Regions from separate parts of the Homo sapiens genome. Here region 1 is linked to region 2. Evidence: chromatin contacts called from ENCODE Hi-C or POLR2A ChIA-PET data. All regions are on one chromosome and are shown on one strand. The core of a region is the stretch at or near the end of the contact, and the rest is flanking DNA. Distances in the headings are between cores, read along the strand shown. Region 1 overlaps RAPGEF2 (Rap guanine nucleotide exchange factor 2). Region 2 overlaps RAPGEF2 (Rap guanine nucleotide exchange factor 2).

Region 1 (4,121 bases), core at 1,280-3,779, 86 kb after region 2:
AGCCACCTGAAAGGAGAGCACAAGAAGACGTCCTGAGCATTGGAGCCTTGGAACTCACATTCTGAGGACGGTGGACCAGTTTGCCTCCTTCCCTGCCTTAAAAGCAGCATGGGGCTTCTTCTCCCCTTCTTCCTTTCCCCTTTGCATGTGAAATACTGTGAAGAAATTGCCCTGGCACTTTTCAGACTTTGTTGCTTGAAATGCACAGTGCAGCAATCTTCGAGCTCCCACTGTTGCTGCCTGCCACATCACACAGTATCATTCCAAATTCCAAGATCATCACAACAAGATGATTCACTCTGGCTGCACTTCTCAATGCCTGGAAGGATTTTTTTTAATCTTCCTTTTAGATTTCAATCCAGTCCTAGCACTTGATCTCATTGGGATAATGAGAAAAGCTAGCCATTGAACTACTTGGGGCCTTTAACCCACCAAGGAAGACAAAGAAAAACAATGAAATCCTTTGAGTACAGTGCTTGTCCACTTGTTTACAATGTCCTCCTTTTAAAAAAAAAAAATGAGTTTAAAGATTTTGTTCAGAGAGTAAATATATATCCATTTAATGATTACAGTATTATTTTAAACCTTAAGTAGGGTTGCCAGCCTGGTTTCTGAAAAACCAAATATGCCGGACAGGGTGTGGCCACACCAAGAAGACGGGAAGACCTGGCTTGTGACCCTGGCTTCCCATGTCCTTCTGGTCTCACCCGCGAAGTGCCCTATCCTGGAAGTATGAAATGTTAGCCAATTAATACCAAGACACCTCATCTGCTCCTTCCCCAGTGGATGGGGTTCTTCTGTAAAACTGTTTGCACATGGCCAGGGGAGGGAACTAGGACCCTTGTGTCCTGTCTGAGCCTTATGGAGGCAGGACGGTGTCATTGGCGGATGTGTCCTGCTCCATTGAGATGGATGGCAAACCCCATTTTTAAGTTATATTTCTTTGATTTTTGTTAATTTAGAGGTGTAGGTTTTGTTTTTTGTTTTTTTGTTTTTTTTTAAGAGAAACATTTATAACTGGATAGCATTGCAGTGAAAGCAGCTTGGGATGTTGGAGCTAATGCCAGCTGTTTATACTGCTCTTTCAAGACAGCCTCCCTTTATTGAATTGGCATTAGGGAATAAACAAGCCTTTAAACGTGATAAAAGATCAAAAACCTGGTTAGACATGCCAGCCTTTGCAAGGCAGGTTAGTCACCAAAGACTAACCTCCAAGTGGCTTTATGGACGCTGCATATAGAGAAGGCCTAAGTGTAGCAACCATCTGCTCACAGCTGCTATTAACCCTATAATGACTGAAATGACCCCTCCACTCTATTTTTGTGTTGTTTTGCACAGACTCCGGAAAAGTGAAGGCTGCCAATCTGAGTAGTACTCAAATGTGAGGAACTGCTGGTCTTGGATTTTTTTTCCATTAAATTCAGCTGATCATATTGATCAGTAGATAAACGTAAATAGCTTCAAATTTTAAAAGTGGAATTGCAGTGTTTTTTCACTGTATCAAACAATGTCAGTGCTTTATTTAATAATTCTCTTCTGTATCATGGCATTTGTCTACTTGCTTATTACATTGTCAATTATGCATTTGTAATTTTACATGTAATATGCATTATTTGCCAGTTTTATTATATAGGCTATGGACCTCATGTGCATATAGAAAGACAGAAATCTAGCTCTACCACAAGTTGCACAAATGTTATCTAAGCATTAAGTAATTGTAGAACATAGGACTGCTAATCTCAGTTCGCTCTGTGATGTCAAGTGCAGAATGTACAATTAACTGGTGATTTCCTCATACTTTTGATACTACTTGTACCTGTATGTCTTTTAGAAAGACATTGGTGGAGTCTGTATCCCTTTTGTATTTTTAATACAATAATTGTACATATTGGTTATATTTTTGTTGAAGATGGTAGAAATGTACTATGTTTATGCTTCTACATCCAGTTTGTACAAGCTGGAAAATAAATAAATATAACATAAAGCCTTGCCTATATTCTTAATGAATCATGCATGCTTTTTATTATTAAATTGGAATAGAAGCCTTTCGTCTCCTGCAGAAGCAAGTCCTTCGGCTGGAGAGATTTAGCCTCATGGTTATTGGAAACTGCCCAATAGCCTATTTATTTTAGGCAGATCTCTGTTGATCCAAAGCAATTAATATCATTAACGTTAGCACCAGCCAAACCATGTTCAGAATTCAGTGTTTCTTGAAAATGAAGATGCTGTCACAATATATTTGCATAACATTTGTCTCTTCTCAACCGTTTCCAACAATAATCTTTATGGTACGTAATATTTTGGTTCCCAGTATACATACTGAGAGACAGGACCTCAGAGAAACTGACATTCAAGGTCATGATTATTAAGTGGAGAGTACAATTTAGCTAGTGATTCTGGACTTCTAACTAGTACACAATATGAGTGCTGATGTGTGGTAAGTCTGAATAATACTTTAGTCTATCAGAAGGGCACTTAATTTTAAAAGGTAAAAACCAGTAAGTAGCAGCCTGCTTACGCACATGTTTAAATGAGTGACTCATTTCTTTTCCTCAAGCAAGCATAACTAAAAGTATTAGCCATCAGCCACTGAGAAGTCTCAGAAGTCAGAGTGGAAGCAACTGGAAGCAGAGGCACCAAACACTGGAACATGTGAGGGAGCCTGAAGAGGAGCGGGAGGAAGGTCCCTCCAGAAGCTAACAGGAAAATGGCCAGGGCTAGGCTTCAAGATCTTTCCAAGGTATTCGTGCCAGCTATTTTGCTGAGAAATTTTGAAAACCTGGACACCAAAATAGTCGGGAAAATTATTTATTTATTTATTTATTTATTTATTTTTTAACCATTCTAGTAGCTTCAACCACACCTTTTAAAAAATGAAGAACCTGCGTGTTTGTGTATGTTGTTACATGCTCATCTCTGTTGTCTTTTCACTTTAAAACCCATTCCTCAGGGACTTTCCTAGACTGTCACTCAGCTTAATTTTCTCAAACTTTTTTTGAAAAAATACTAAGAATCTGATGTTTTGGAGAATAACCTCTTTATCATTACTGTGTGTGTTCTGCTAAAAATATGAGACAGTGACAAATAGGGCATGGTTCGTTTTCCTTTTAGGTTTTATTAGACTTTTATGTTTTAGGATACTTCCTCCGTGTAGCACAAGACTGGTCTCCACTTAAGGGTTTCCAGAAATAAGTATTTGCCAAGTGTAACAGTTTGCAGGGACAGAGTTTATGTTATGTTAATAATAGAACTTTGCCAAGTTTTAGGGATATTGTAGAAGGTTTTGGTGAAGGTCTGATGCTCTCCACCCTAATCAAAGAGGCCACACAGACCGGGGTCTGTGTTTTCATACATACAGGTTGAAGTCCTCAGAATGTTTTTCTCAGCCTCAATCCATTTCTCTGCTTTTGGGAGGTATAGATTTTATGCTCATCTATGATTTAATATGTTTTACCTTTAGTTCACTGATAATATCCCAAAATGAATAATGCAAGCTTCTGAGGATGCATGTATCAACACACCTTTTGGTCTCTGCCTCTCAACGCCAGTGCACTACATTCATGCCAAAGAAAAATAGGAAACTCTCTTGAGCGCTTTATCCCATGATACCAGCATTCTTTAAAAAAAAAAAAAAAAAAGGCTTACCTAGAGAATAAACGTAATGCAGCAACTGAGGAGTCAAGTTGTTGATTGCAGAGGTAAATTATTTTGTGAAGATTCACTAAGGGTATAATATCAGCAGAGGTTGTTGAAAGGGGCAATAAGACGGAAATGTGTAAGGCAAACTGCAGCTGAGGCCAACATGACACTTTCAAGAAAGATTTTAAAGTGAGAATTTACCTATTTGAGAGTGAGACGAAAATACTGACTGGAACTGAAAAATAATTTATGAATTGCCTTTTTTTTTGAGACAGAGTCTCACTCTGTTATCCAGGCTGGAGTGCAGTGGCGCAATCTCAGCTCCACCTCCTGGGTTCAAGCGATTCTCCTGCCTCAGCCTCCTAAGTAGCTGGGACTACAGACGTGCACCACCACACCCGGCTAATTTTTGTGTTTTTAGTAGAGACGGGGTTTCACCATGTTGGCCAGGCTGGTCTTAAACTCCTGACCTCAAGTGATCC
Region 2 (4,666 bases), core at 1,469-3,968:
CCACGATTCATTTGTTAGCCATAAGTATCATTTTCATCATACATAAGCCCCTTAACCAAGAAGGATATAATGTAACTTAACCATATTTTCTAAATTGCTATTGGTCACTTAAGGCCCTCTATAATCTACATTCTTTCCCTTATAAACATACAAGATTGTGCTCTTTTATTTTAGGACAAGCTGGCTTGATTATAAACACTTCAGGCTCATTTTCTTTTCTCATTTCTCAGCTTGCTGTGTTCTTGGCTTGACTTTGACTTGGTCCTTATCTCTTCATATTTATCTCTATCTTAATGAATCAGGATCACTTAATATGCAGTGCTTAATTTTATTAATTCTTCTAATTGGTGCTTATAAATTTGTTTGGTCTTTGCAGTTAGATGACAGATTACATCTGGAATGAATTCCATGTGTTCAAAGGGTATGGTTGGAATTTAAAACTGTTTATCAGCTGTTAAGAGTACAGTATAGAGAAGGATTTTCTAGGCTGGAAGAATAACATGTGAGGGCCCAAGGCAGGAAACTATAGAAGAATATGAGGGTTTGAGGAAAAACAATGAAATCATCACTGTTAGAGTAGACTGTGTTAGAGAGAAGTAGGTCAGTACAGGTGATGGAGTGGAGGATGTTAGAATACCAGATAAATTAATGACTATTTTGAAGATGCAGCAAAGGAGTGTAACCTCTTTCTTCACCTCTCCTTCCTATCTTTCAACTGGAACAGATTTAAGAAAACTCAATTAACAAAAAATGTGTTATATTACCATGACAGTTTGACCTTGTCTGTAAACATTGGGTAGAGTGTCTCTTTAGTATATTTTGATTGATGGATTTTCCTTAGCAATGTAGAAAAAAAGCACCAGGACTAATTGTAGAGGCTAGGTTATGCCTCTTTTGGGTAAGACTCCACCTCTTCATTATCTGATCTTTATTTTGTCTGTTATAACAGATATATTTCCTGAGATGAAATAAACTTATCTCTTGGCATGATTTTCCACTGTGCTTGCTAGCAGAGGGGACTGAGAGGAAGCATATCCTGTTGTTTTATTCAAGGACAAGGTCATCTTGCCTTGGATTTGGGCCAAGAAACCCTGGCAACAAATAATAGATCTTTTTACCCCCATTAGAAGTGAAGAAATGTATTTAGAAACTTGCCAAGACATTGCATACTCTGCTTATATGTGCTTTTTGTGTCACAGGACATAGTAAAGTAAGATCTTTGCTTTTAGTCAAAATAAGTATACCTCATATCTTTGCCTTTAAATATTTTTAGTAATGATCCATTAAAAAATCTGTTGGAAAATAAAATCAATTTAGATTACTGAAAAAAAGAATGATTAACTTAAGAAAAAGCAAATGCTCAAAATGTGTCATTAGGAATTCAGTTATTCTCCTTTAACCATTTAGCCCTAGTAAGATCAGTAATCAGTTTCTTTCTTTCTTTCTTTCTTTCTTTCTTTCTTTCTTTCTTTCTTTCTTTCTTTCTTTCTTTCTTTCTTTCTTTCTCAATTTAAATATTATATAAAATGCATCAAAGTAAATGCTCTGTAAGTTTGGTCTCATAGGTATAAGTATTCCTTAAACATAACCTGACATTTCTTTCTCTTTTTTTCGAGATGGAGTCTCGCTCTGTCGCCTGGGCTGGAGTGCAGTGGCGCAGTCTTGGCTCACTGCTACCTCCATCTCCCGGGTTCAAGCAGTCTTCCCCCTCAGTCTCCCAAGTAGCTGGGATTACAGGTGCGTGCCACCACGCCCAGCTAATTTTTGTATTTTTAGTACAGGTGGGGTTTCGCCATGTTGGCCTGGCCGGTCTTGAGCTCCTGACCTCAGGTGACCTGCCTGCCTTGGCCTCCCGAAGTGCTAGGATTACAGGCTGAGCCACCACGCCCGGCCCTAACATTTCTTTAATCTGCCTCCAGAGGTTTGACCAAACTCTTAATTTATTCAGGTAATCTATTAAGAATTCCTCCAGAGTAATGCTTAAGTTTTCTTCATTTTCTTTTGTTTAACAATAAAGGTAAAATCCTTTCACAGTTACTTTAAATCCTTAATGAAGTACTTTTTAATGCTTACTTTATATCCCTGATTTTTAAAAAAGTAACATTACTGTCATGTCTGTAGTGATCTTTATAAACTTTTGAAAGCCTTTTCAATTTAGATCAAATAACTTTAATCATTATATATTTTATTTGAATATGGTTTGCTTATAAGCTTTTTTGAAAAATATTTTAAAAATAAAACGAATGTCTAAATATATCTACATAGAGATATAACCATGTGAGCATGTATAAAAATATATACGTGTGCGTGTATAAGTGTGTTTGTAATTTAAATGAAAGTTTGTAAATGTGTCCTTAAGGTCTCTATTTAAATTTCCTTGTTCTGAGATCTTTGTTCTCTCTGACCTACTTTTTCTTCATCCTTAACGAGTGGTCTTTATCTTTATAGACATGACACATGCTTGTGATATTTCCATATAGTATTAAGATGCCAGTGCTATTAGTATTGTCTTAGGTATTACACAGAATGGGCTAAATGGAACAGTGTCTGATTTTTGGAACATAAATTAAGAAACTAATAGAAAAAATATATTAGGGAATGTAGATATAAATTTGCTACTTTAAAGCTACTTTAAAGACATGATATAACAGAGCACACTTTAAAAATGCAACAAATTGCATCATACAAGAAGTTCCCTTAAGCTCACCAATGGTCCCTGCCACTCACTGTCTTTCCTATTGGTGCAGAAACACCCATGTCATAAAGAATTAATCACTTGTCACTCTCTGCCATTTCTTCTTCTTAACTGAACCCCTAACATAGGCCTTATATGTAGTTATGTTTTTCTCTGTCTCTCGTGTGTGTGTGTGTGTGTGTGTGTGTGTGTGTGTGTGTGTGTATGATATATGAGAATCTTATAATTGCACAGTCTGTGATACATCATATCTTTATAACTTATCAATCATCCACTGTCTATATTTCTTTTGTACTCTGAAGTCACTATATAAATATGCCCCATATGCTTCAGATCTCTTCATTCTACATCAATAGACCAAATTCTCTTTTACAACTTACACTGGATATTCATCATAAAGGCTGTTTTCAGAGACATCTTAGGCATGAGTTAGCCTTAGATTTATTAACAAAGTGACAGCCTGAAAAATTTCTTTACAATTATCAAAGTTACATTCTTCTTTAATGAACTCTAGAGAAATACATTATTGGTTTGTAATATTGACTTGGTTTGATTATTAAATGAAACATACCCTCCTTTCCCCTTTATCGATACATCTGTATACATGTACTTATTTCATATGTATGTGTATGTGTAAATATAATTAATCCATACTTTAATTTTTAATTTTAGTATGTAGAAAAAAACTAGAATTAAGATTTGCTTACTTTATTAGTAAAAATTGAGTTTTGAGAATATACGCTCTATCTCTTGTCATAGATGTTTTATTTTCTTACTCTTCTATAATAGAGTTGAAAATACAGATTACAATGGAGTCATCTTATTATAGGGTATTTTCAGTGGGCAAAAATTTACTAAAAGTGGCAGAAAAGAACATCACACTTTTCATGATAAAGGAAGACAATAAAACATGAATGTGAAAAAGCTGAAGAGTTGTAATTTTTTCATTCCCTCTCTTTTCTTAGGGAAAAAAAAACGGGTAACCCAGACACTTTTACTCTGTGAAGTATTTTTATTAAGTGGAAGCACTCTTGTTTATTTTTCTCAGTAATTAAGAAATATTTGGAGTTAAATGGGAGTATTCTGCCATATAATTTTTATGGGTACTATGGAACTGAGAAGGACTAATAAAGGTACTATAGTAATTTTAATACTTAAACCTTAGGTACTTAGTATCCCAGTATCTTTAATTGTAGTGAAAAAGGAGATTGCCTTGAGTTCCTTGTCAGTAAAGATTTAGAATGATTCTATAGTCACTGGGCCTATAGTGGCTGGGTTGGTGGGGTTTGGGGGAAGTTCAGCAAAATTGAGCAATGAGTAAATTTATGCCCCAGGTTTCCAGTGATTGAGAATGTGAAGGATGAAATTAGCTTTTTCTTTATGACTAATTGATTTTACACTTACTTGTTTTCTTAAAAGTATACTTTTGTTCATTTTAAATGGCAACTTAAAGATATGGATGCATAGGACTTCCTATTTCCTGTTGAAATTAATATCATTTGTTGAAATAGTCAAATGTCAAAATCATAGTATTTTAGGGATAACATTTACCTAAATATAAAAATAACTTAAAACAATTTTATATAGAAGAGGGTACACTTTGAATAGCTAAACTAATTTTCACTGCTTTGTTTTTGTTACGGTTATTTGAGCAGCAGGTTGGTCTGTGTCTTATTTGTTATAACAAATAAAATTTGAAATAGCTTAGCTAAAGAAAATATAAACACAGGTGACAACATTTCTTCTCCCTTTGCACTGTATATAGTGAACCTTTTATCACTAAAATCTTTTAATGTGTTCATTTTAGTTGGGCATATTCCCAGATTTCTTTACCGTTCATTGTCCTTATTTCCCCTCTGAAAAAAATGAGCAACCTGATGTAAATGAGAATTAAAGCATGTCTGTTGAACATCCTCACAAAAGTTCATTAGTAGTGATATTAAGAAGTTTTTTCAAAAAAAAAAGGAAATA

What was found. A loop is a pair of places that touch in the nucleus more often than their neighbours do. ChIA-PET counts read pairs that join two places held with the same protein, here RNA polymerase II (POLR2A). Pooled maps may share reads with other maps.
Region 1: a loop to region 2 is called in a map of posterior cingulate gyrus, with 2.4 times the contacts of the local background. The contact joins two enhancer-like sites. A Hi-C loop is called at or near these places in 5 of 168 maps with a recorded cell type or tissue (astrocyte of the cerebellum, endothelial cell of hepatic sinusoid, heart right ventricle and 2 more) and 1 of 50 pooled maps. POLR2A ChIA-PET finds 5 or more read pairs at or near these places in 2 of 52 experiments (AG04450 and BJ).

Annotation. Positions count from the first base shown.
Region 1 is chr4:159,358,167-159,362,287 of GRCh38, forward strand. RAPGEF2 (Rap guanine nucleotide exchange factor 2) reads left to right here. Exons shown (of 30, transcript NM_001394067.2): 30 at 1-2,007. Among named protein-coding and RNA genes, the nearest start is that of MIR3688-1, 230 kb to the left of the region's middle. Within about 2 kb of position 2,530, at least 2 of the 41 ENCODE cell types and tissues checked have a DNase peak (open chromatin) inside an H3K27ac peak, as active enhancers do.
Region 2 is chr4:159,272,198-159,276,863 of GRCh38, forward strand. The region is part of intron 7 of RAPGEF2 (Rap guanine nucleotide exchange factor 2); the gene reads left to right. Among named protein-coding and RNA genes, the nearest start is that of MIR3688-1, 150 kb to the left of the region's middle. Within about 2 kb of position 2,719, at least 5 of the 41 ENCODE cell types and tissues checked have a DNase peak (open chromatin) inside an H3K27ac peak, as active enhancers do.